Regions from separate parts of the Homo sapiens genome. Here region 1 is linked to region 2. The links are chromatin contacts, found by Hi-C or POLR2A ChIA-PET in ENCODE. All regions are on one chromosome and are shown on one strand. The core of a region is the stretch at or near the end of the contact, and the rest is flanking DNA. Distances in the headings are between cores, read along the strand shown. Region 1 overlaps TTC39B (tetratricopeptide repeat domain 39B). Region 2 has its middle 43 kb from the start of TTC39B.

Evidence for each region. Hi-C counts contacts between places; a loop is a spot of excess contacts on that map. ChIA-PET counts read pairs that join two places held with the same protein, here RNA polymerase II (POLR2A). Pooled maps may share reads with other maps.
Region 1: a map of CD4-positive, alpha-beta T cell shows a loop between it and region 2 (5-fold over the local background). The contact joins two enhancer-like sites. A Hi-C loop is called at or near these places in 7 of 168 maps with a recorded cell type or tissue (B cell, CD4-positive, alpha-beta T cell, CD8-positive, alpha-beta T cell and 3 more), 13 of 37 single-sample maps with no recorded cell type and 15 of 50 pooled maps. POLR2A ChIA-PET finds 5 or more read pairs at or near these places in 2 of 52 experiments (both activated T-cell).

What each region holds. Positions count from the first base shown.
Region 1 is chr9:15,208,428-15,213,001 of GRCh38, forward strand. It overlaps TTC39B (tetratricopeptide repeat domain 39B), which reads right to left. Exons shown (of 20, transcript NM_152574.3): 5 at 2,839-2,970; 6 at 1,661-1,737. Among named protein-coding and RNA genes, the nearest start is that of TTC39B, 97 kb to the right of the region's middle. Within about 2 kb of position 2,849, at least 4 of the 41 ENCODE cell types and tissues checked have a DNase peak (open chromatin) inside an H3K27ac peak, as active enhancers do.
Region 2 is chr9:15,348,392-15,352,782 of GRCh38, forward strand. No RefSeq gene overlaps it. Among named protein-coding and RNA genes, the nearest start is that of TTC39B, 43 kb to the left of the region's middle. Within about 2 kb of position 1,885, at least 4 of the 41 ENCODE cell types and tissues checked have a DNase peak (open chromatin) inside an H3K27ac peak, as active enhancers do.

The DNA.
Region 1 (4,574 bases), core at 1,599-4,098, 140 kb before region 2:
GGGAGGCAGAGGTCAATGGGCCACTAGAGGGAAACCATAGAGAGAGTAACAGAAAGGAGAATACAACAAAAAGGTTCAATTTCTTTTGGGCCTATTTGATTTCTCATTAACCCATTTTAGTGAACTTTAGGTCTAACGGGACTAATTTACATAAGCAGCTCAAAGATGGAAAATATGCAGACACATTCTATCCGAAGTCAAGAGGATAAATACATTCTTACAAATAGTTGGAGGTCAGTTTCTGGAGAAAAAGATGATGGGTTTCAGCTGCCTAGAATGACCAATGAAATGCCATTCTGTTTGACCATGGTTTTGGGGTCAACATCATGCCCCTTTGAAATAAGTCCCAAAGATGTGAAATGTCTCATAATTCCTCTCCTATAATCAATACTCTAGCTTCACATCATGCAAATGTTCCCAAGTTCTCCAACGTCCATAACAAGTTGATAATACTCATCTAACAAAATAAACAAAACTTCCTAATAAAACACACTCAAAAATATGTCTGACATACACTTGACCATTAGAAACTACTCTGACAGCAATATCCAGAATTGCTCTTGCTCTAATCAGCCAAAGCTACTTCTAGTAGCTTTGTATTTTGTGTTCTCTAGTATGGTATATTCTAGTATTTTGTGTTACCTCTTCAGAGAACATGTTTGACAATGGCAATACAGGCACAGATTCTCCTGGGATGGCAAAAGCTTTATTCTACAATAGTGACATTTGAAGGACTTTTTTTTTTCCTTCTACAGGAATATTTAGATGCTCCTTTCTTGTAAACTATTGTGGACTAGAGTGTAACACTGAAAAGACAGAACTGATCATGAACCTTCTGCCCTAGTCCCAGGGGGCACGTCAAGCAATTGACAGCAACAGGGGTCATTTCCTCCCATCTATCTGATCAGGGTGCCGCAGCCAGCCATTCCTGGATTCTTGAATATTCCTAAATGTCCACAAACCAAGCATCTTCCATACTGTGAAACATTATCATTTTTAAAAGATATCAAAATTACTTTCACTTTGAAAAAAATGTTTAATAGCTTGTGGAAAACTGAAACTCTCAAAGATGAATGCTAAGAATATAAACTGACCTATATGTAGAAAAAAACTGGGAATACCTATAAATATTGTAAGTTTTCAAACTGTCAGTCCTGGTTCTTCCACTTTTAGGAATCTATCTTATGAAATAACTTTTTAAAATGCATGAATCCATATGTATAAGGATTCTAGGACACCATTATTCATATCAGTGAAAAAATAAAAACCATAGAGAAAAGCCAAGTAAAGTACAGTATATCAATCCTATGGAATACCACACAGCTGTTAAACACTCACATGTAACGATCTGGGGAAGTGTCAATGTCAAATTCACATTGTAGGACAACACCTATTATGTGATTCTATGCTTGCAAAAAAAAAATGAACAATCCATGAGCAACAACAAAAACCTTATGTGTACCTTATTTATGTATTTGAGTATGTACACAGAAAAGGCTTCAAAATGAACTATTAACAATGATTTCTTCCAGAGGGTGAGTATGATAGGGAAGAGAAAAAGACATTCCATTTACTTTATATACTTCAGGATGGAATTTTATGAGATGATCATTTAACTATTAAAATCAAGGAAAAAAGTGATCTTTTAAATGACTTTTACCTTCACTCAGTTGCTCCAGGGATCCTCTAGAAAGAAGACTTGAGAAAGATTCTACAACTGTGTATTTTTTCCTGTATCTACATTGAATAAATAAAAAGGGAGATAGAAAATAGAAAAAAAAAATCAGGCTGAGCTCATTTTCATTTGACGTTCATTTCAGTCACTATCACACCAAAGAGTCAAAAAGCTGAAACTCTAAACCCTGAAGTCTATAGGACACAGATCATCCTTTTCCAACACTCTACATGCAGCACTGGCTAGCCATTTGTGGGAACTCAGTCTGTGCTACTGAACACCACGTGGGGAAACCCACACACACCAATGAAAACTAACCTCCAAAGTACCTTCCCTTATCCCTATAACTAAAATCAGTATTTGTGGTAAAATTCTCCACAGGTTAAAAATGAAGTTAAAGTGCAATATTTGGAAGCTCTCTTCATTTGAGGAGCTTACAACACAATTACATCAGGATGTAATTTCACCCATGTTAACCTTCTGATCATGAACCTTCTGCCCTAGTCCTATGGGGGGCACATCAAGCAATTGACAGCAACAGGGGTCATTTCCTCCCATCCATCTGATCAGGGTGCTGCAGCCAGCCATTCCTGGATTCTTGAATATTCCTAAATGTCCACAAACCAAGCATCTTCCATACTGTGAAACACCTATCATTTTTTAAAAGATATCAAAATAACTTACCCCTTGAAAAAAATTTTGATAGGGTCTTCCTATACACACAAAGTAAAGCTTAAAATAAAACTAAAAATCTATCTCATTTTCACCAAACAAAAGTGTTCAAAAACAGGTCCTTCTTAAACAAATAAAACATTCCCTCATGAATTTGCATCTCCCACTTAAAACAAGAATGTTCCTTGTGTGGCTTGGTTTGGCATGCAGTACCTAATGTCATCTACATTGAGAGATGCTTGCTGCTAATCCCACTGAAATCCCCCCGAAATCCCCCCCAGATCTCTGTAGCTCAGACCCCAGGCTATCAAAAAGAAAAGTGGAATATGTAGATGCCAAATGGGAATCCTTCAGCTTCGAGGCTGAATTTCTTTTCTGTAACTGTGGCCAATTTCAAACACAGAGCTTTTGGTCAGGCAAATGACATTATTTTTGTCACACAGGCATAAAAGTTTGCAGTCACATCTTAAGTATTTAATGACTCGTCATACTTTTGGCAGGTTTGTAAAGCGTCCTTCATGGCAGAAATGCCGTTCTGGATGTCCTGTTGCTCGAAGGTCAGGACAGCCTGCAACACCACAATGGTACTGTAGCCCAAGGCATGGTACATACTCTCCTTAGCCCTGGGAAGAACACAGGGAATTCAGACATTTTAATTCAATGGAAATACTGATCATAAGAAATCCTAGTAAATGCATGTCCTGACTTGCACAGTAACCTTTATTCCTTCACCATAATCACTGAAATTATATGGGTGGTGAAAAGTAACCTCTTAAAAACTCAAGTACCAAGGACTTTCCAATGTAAACCCACACAGGCAGAACAAAATGTTCCAGGTTGAAGGGGACAATATGCATTTCCCTATTTCAACACAAGAGGGCAGCCTGCAGGCAGATTGCAAGCAAACTGTTTTCTGTTGAAAAAGGGGCAGCACACGGCCTTTGGCTCTGAAATAAGTGCTAAAATAAAGGCCGCTGGAAATGTATTTTTTGACAGAGAGATTCTGATATATTTTTTCAAAAATAAAGGCTTATATAAAATAATCCCTCTCCTCGCCAGCCAAAGGCCAAGAGCAAACAAGATTTTGGAATAAGTTAGGCTGGTCACAAGAGCCATGACCAAAGTAGTTGTCAGACCTTGTATCTAGTCTAATCCCATTATCTGAAGTTCCTGATTAAAGTTCTTGATATTTCAAATCATCAAGTTACAGTGAGAACTGCTTCAGGATTCTTAAGGATGTTAACTAGAACTAGTCCTAATAGATGGCAGACATCCAGATTCTCGGGCTATGAGAACATCATTTATTTTCTCAAAACTTCTTAAGCTGTATTAATTATTTATAAGGTTTAAAATGGTAATGCATGGTTTTGTTTTTAATTTAAATATTAATGCATAACAGCCTGCTGCCATGCAAAACAAATGCAAGCCACATTATTCTTTGCCTCCATGGAAATAGTCTAAACATCCTTTGGTAATTTGCAGCTTGTCCTGAACATTGAGGGCACTATCTGTTCAAAAGAACCACAAGGAATCAGAGCAGCCCAAAGTTAATCATTAATTGTGGTTTCAAACCTCACATTTTTAACTGAAAGCTCTTTCAAGAAGCAAAAAAAAAAAAAAAAATGATTCAAGTGAGGGAAAAGTATTTTTATTTATTTAATTTTTTTTGAGACAGAGCTTCGCTCTTGTTGCCCAGGCTGAAGTACAATGGCACAATCTCGGCTCACCACAACCTCCGCCTCCCGGGTTCAAGTGATTCTCCTGCCTCGGCTTCCCGAGTAGCTGGGATTACAGGCATGCACCACCATGCCTGGCTAATTTTTTGTATTTTTAGTAGAGACAGGGTTTCTCCCTGTTGGTCAGGCTGGTCTCGAACTCCCGACCTCAGGTGATCCATCTGCCTCGGCCTCCCAAAGTGCTGGGATTACAGGCGTGAGCCATTTAAACACTGAAACATGTACAAAAATCGGAGACTAACCTGACTGAACACAACACTAAATCACCTATTTTCATTCCATGTTATGACCAGCTGTGTGTCAGTGGCAGAGAAAGACTCGTTTGAATAAAAATCAAAGGAGATAATGGATACAAAAATACAGTTAAATGGAAGCAATAACTTCTAGTATTTAATAATAGAGAAATTATAATTAACAATAATTTATCATTATTTCAAAATAGCTAGAAGAGAATAATTATAAATGTTCCTGACACTAAGAACAGATAAATG
Region 2 (4,391 bases), core at 635-3,134:
AATGCAGTGGCATGATCTCGGCTCGTTGCAACCTCCGCTTCCCTGGTTCAAGTGATTCTCCTGCTTCAGCCTCCTGAGTAGCCGGAATTACAGGCCCACGCCACCACACCTGGCTAATTCTTGTATTTTTAGTAGAGATGGGGTTTGCCATGTTGGCCAAGCTGGTCTCCAACTCCTGACCTCAAGTGATCCACCCGCCTCAGCCTCCCAAAGTGCTGGGATTACAGGCGTGAGCCACCACTCCTGGCCTCCTGTTGATTCTTTCTCAGCAGTACCCTGATTAATAATAAAAAAGTTAAATGTATTATTATCACTTCTATTTTATGTAAAGAAGAAATTGAGGCCACTAGAGATGTAACTGGTCCCAAATCAGACAGCTAATACATGGTGAAGGGAGGACTTGAACCCTGATTTTGGGTTTCTACATTCTGTGTCCCGCCCACACTCACTGTCATCCCTGGTTGAGTGTGATTGTGCAGCTCTCATGCTCTGGCCCTCCCTTTTTTTGGCACTGCATTATACGTTGCATCTATTGCAACTTCATATTGTAGTTTCATGGAATTATTATTATTGTCATTATTTTTAGAGACGGGGTCTTGCTGTGTTGCCTGTGCTGGAATGCAGTGGCTATTCATAGGCACAATCATAGCACGCTGCAGCCTCGAACTCCTGGCCTCAAGTGATCCTCCTGCCTCAGCTTCCCAAGTAGCTTGGACTACAGGTGTGCACCACAGTGCCCAGCTTTCATAGCGTTATTCTTAAATCCCCACCTGGCCTGCAAAGCTGAGAAGAAAGTACATGACTTCCGGAGTTAGACAGCCTTAGGTTTTAATCCTAGCTCCCTCGCCACTTGCTCATTTTAAGACCTTGGGCAATAACAAGAATCTCCAGTGTTTATTGAATGCTTAGTATGTTCAGTGATGCTAAGAGCTTAATATGTATTAATTTCCTCTAACCTACACAACAACTCAAGGAGGTAAAAACAATTAATATTCCCATTTTGTGGAAGAGGAAATTAAGAGAATCCATTTTCTCTCTCTCTTTTTTTTTTTTTTTTTTTTGAGATGGAGTTTTGCTCTTGTCACCCAGCCTGGAGTGCAATGGCACAATCTCAGCTCACTGCAACCTCTGCCTCCGGGGTTCAAGCGATTCTCCTGCCTCAGCCTCCCAAGTAGCTGGGATTACAGGCACGGGCTACCACGCCTGCTAATTTTTGTATTTTCAGTAGAGACAGGATTTCACCATGTTGGCCAAGCTGGTCTCCAACTCCTGACCTCAGGTGATCCATCCACCTTGGCCTCCCAAAGTGTTGGGATTACAGGCAGGAGCCACCACACCTGGCCGAGAATCCATTTTTTGTGTGACAACAGTCACATCTAATTTACTAGGCTATCATGAGGATTACATGAGATAACACATAGAAAGTGTCTAGAGGGTAAGAGTGGCTTTGCAACTCTTCCTCCCCTCCCTGTCACCTCCTCCACTGAGGGCAAGGACCACATCTCTGCTGCCTCTGCTTTCCCTAGTAAAGGGCAGGGGTGAGCAAGTAACAGGGGCACCAGAAATGTTATCAATGATCAATTTGAAGATTGGAACTCCCCTCGCATTTGACCTTAATTCCTCTTTCACCAAAAACACCAAACATATAGATGTCATTTGCTCTGCCTGCCACTATCCACCCAACAAATACAGCTCATGGAGCAGCTAAACTTTGCTGGTAATAACAACCACTTGATATGTTCCACCATCATGTTCTGAAACCAACTGACTAAGGAAAACATACCTGGACTGAATAATGACCACCTGCACGTTGGGTGTAACTCAGCACTTTGCTGACTGTTGTATGCCACTTTGGCTACACAAAGAATCACCCAGGATCTCTCTGAAAATACTGACGCCTGGCTCCACGCCAGAAATCATGATTCATTCAATCTGAAGTGATGCCCAGGCATTAAAAATGCTTAAGTTCTAGAGATGACTCTAATGTGTCACCAGGATTACAAATAGTTGATTTACCTATATACATGAAAGGGAAATTAATTTTAGCCATTCTAATTATTATTTAGGATGGCAAATCTGTCTCTTTGCATGTGTTATTCAGACTATAACCAAATATTATAGCATGGTGCAGTAACCATACAAGGAAACTAAAAAAAAAAATTATGGTATAGACTGAGATCAGCAAATACATGGCTGCCCCTCCCTGTGTCCACAATTGCAACACTCATCTGAGTCCTGGTCTTGCATCCTTTCCCAAGAGAGCATCTTGGTGGTCACACGAGATGGAGCTTAATCTTGCACAAGGTATACACACACTTAAAAAGCTATTACGGCCAGGCACAGTGGCTCGCACCTGTAATCCCAGCACTTTGGGAGGCTGAGGCGGGCGGATCACCTGAGGTCAGGAGTTCGAGACCAGCCTGGTCAACATGGCGAAACCCCGTCTCTACTAAAAATACAAAAATTAGCTGGGCATGGTGGCGCATGCCTGTAATCCCAGCTACTGGGGAGGCTGAGGCAGGAGAATCGTTTGAAACTGGGAGGTGGAGGCTACAGTGAGCTGACATTGCTCCATTGCACTCCAGCTTGGGCAACGAGAGTGAAACTCCATCTCAAATAAATAAATAAATAAATAAATAAATAAAAAGCTATTACCAGACAGTATTTACTGTATTTATTCAATAAATATTGATCAAGAACCTACTATATGCCAGGACCTGCGTTAGCTACCAGCAATACGAAGATGGATAACATGTGGTTCCTGGCCTCAAAGAACTCAGTCTGTTGGAGGAGAGAGGATGTGGTAAGTGCTTTGTAGAATATGTACACAATGCTGTTAAAACAAAGAGAACAAATCAACTATTCATGCCTGGGAGAATCAGGAAAGATGACAAGAATTGTCAACTGTGTTGGATCATAAGGGATTGAGTAGGAATTCACAAGGCCCCATTCAACTGAACCAGTATTCTAGTGAAGGATTAGCATGTATGACTGCAGTAATATGAAATAGCTGCTGTGTTTAGTCTACAAGTGGTGTTAATAGTGTGACTGTGGCCAAAGATGAGCATGAGGGATTGACAGAAAGTCAGGCTGGAAAAAGAAGTATCAGGGACTTTGCATGGCATTTTGGTGTTCAGGTGACAGTTAAGACTGTCCAGTGAAATTTCTGTGATGATGGAAATTAAGGGGGTAGTTCAAGCAAGAAAGAGTATAGGAATTCCAAGAGTGAACCTAAACTCAAAGGGAAGGTCTTGCACTTACATCAAAAGTTTGGGAAATCAACATACTTGCATGTTTTGATCTAGATAAAATTCTTTTTTTGTTTTTTTGTTTGTTTGTTTTTTTGAGACGGAGTCTCGCTCTGTCGCCCAGGCTGGAGTGCAGTGGCTCGATCTCGGCTCACTGCAAGCTCCGCCTCCCGGGTTCACGCCATTCTCCTGCCTCAGCCTCCCGAGTAGCTGGGACTACAGGTGCCTGCCACCATGCCAGGCTAATTTTTTTTGTATTTTTAGTAGAGACGGGGTTTCACCATGTTAGCCAGGATGGTCTCAATCTCCTGACCTCATGATCCGCCTGACTTGGCCTCCCAAAGTGCTGGGATTACAGGCGTGAGCCACTGTGCCCGGCCCTGATATAGATAAAATTCTTAAATTCCACTTGTCTTTTAAAAAATAATTATTCCCAATTCTCACAAAGTTTTTGTCTTCATAGACCAATCACCAATCCATACAGCTTCATTTCAGTGCCACAGCTAAGGATGTGAAGATACTGTTTATGCCACGACGTTTACTCAGCAATACAATTCACCAGTACTTAAAGGAAAGTTGCTACTTCCACCCACCATTAATAACTCACTTTTTTTCTTTATCGTCCCACTTTTTTTATTTACTTTTAAAAAATGTTTTAAATTTTAATATATTTAAGAGATACAAGTACAGATTTCTTACAGGCTTGTACTGCATTATGGTGAAGTCTGGGCTGCTAGTGGACCCATCACCCAAATAGTGAACATTGTCCCCAATAGCTAATCTACAACCCTTACCCCACTTCCACCTAAATAACTCACTTCTGGTCCACTCTTTTCAACCGTGTGTTCACTACTTAGCCTATGTTGGTTTCAAATTTCCCAACCACCAACGTTGATCCTTGTTTCCAGTATTTGTCTTTGCTAGTGCTTTGGCCTCAGTGCTCAATCCTGTTTTTCCAGCTGCAAACTCAACTTTATAGTCAATTTCTCCACCTCGCTGTGTAGTCATAGGAAAACAATCTTCCTACTTTGGATGGGTCTGAGAACCACCTATCTCAGGGCCCCCTTTACCTGTGATCATCCCACCAGGCTGGCTTCAGTTTCTTAAGAAGGTCAGAGAGAGCAAGAAAGGGAATCTAGACCA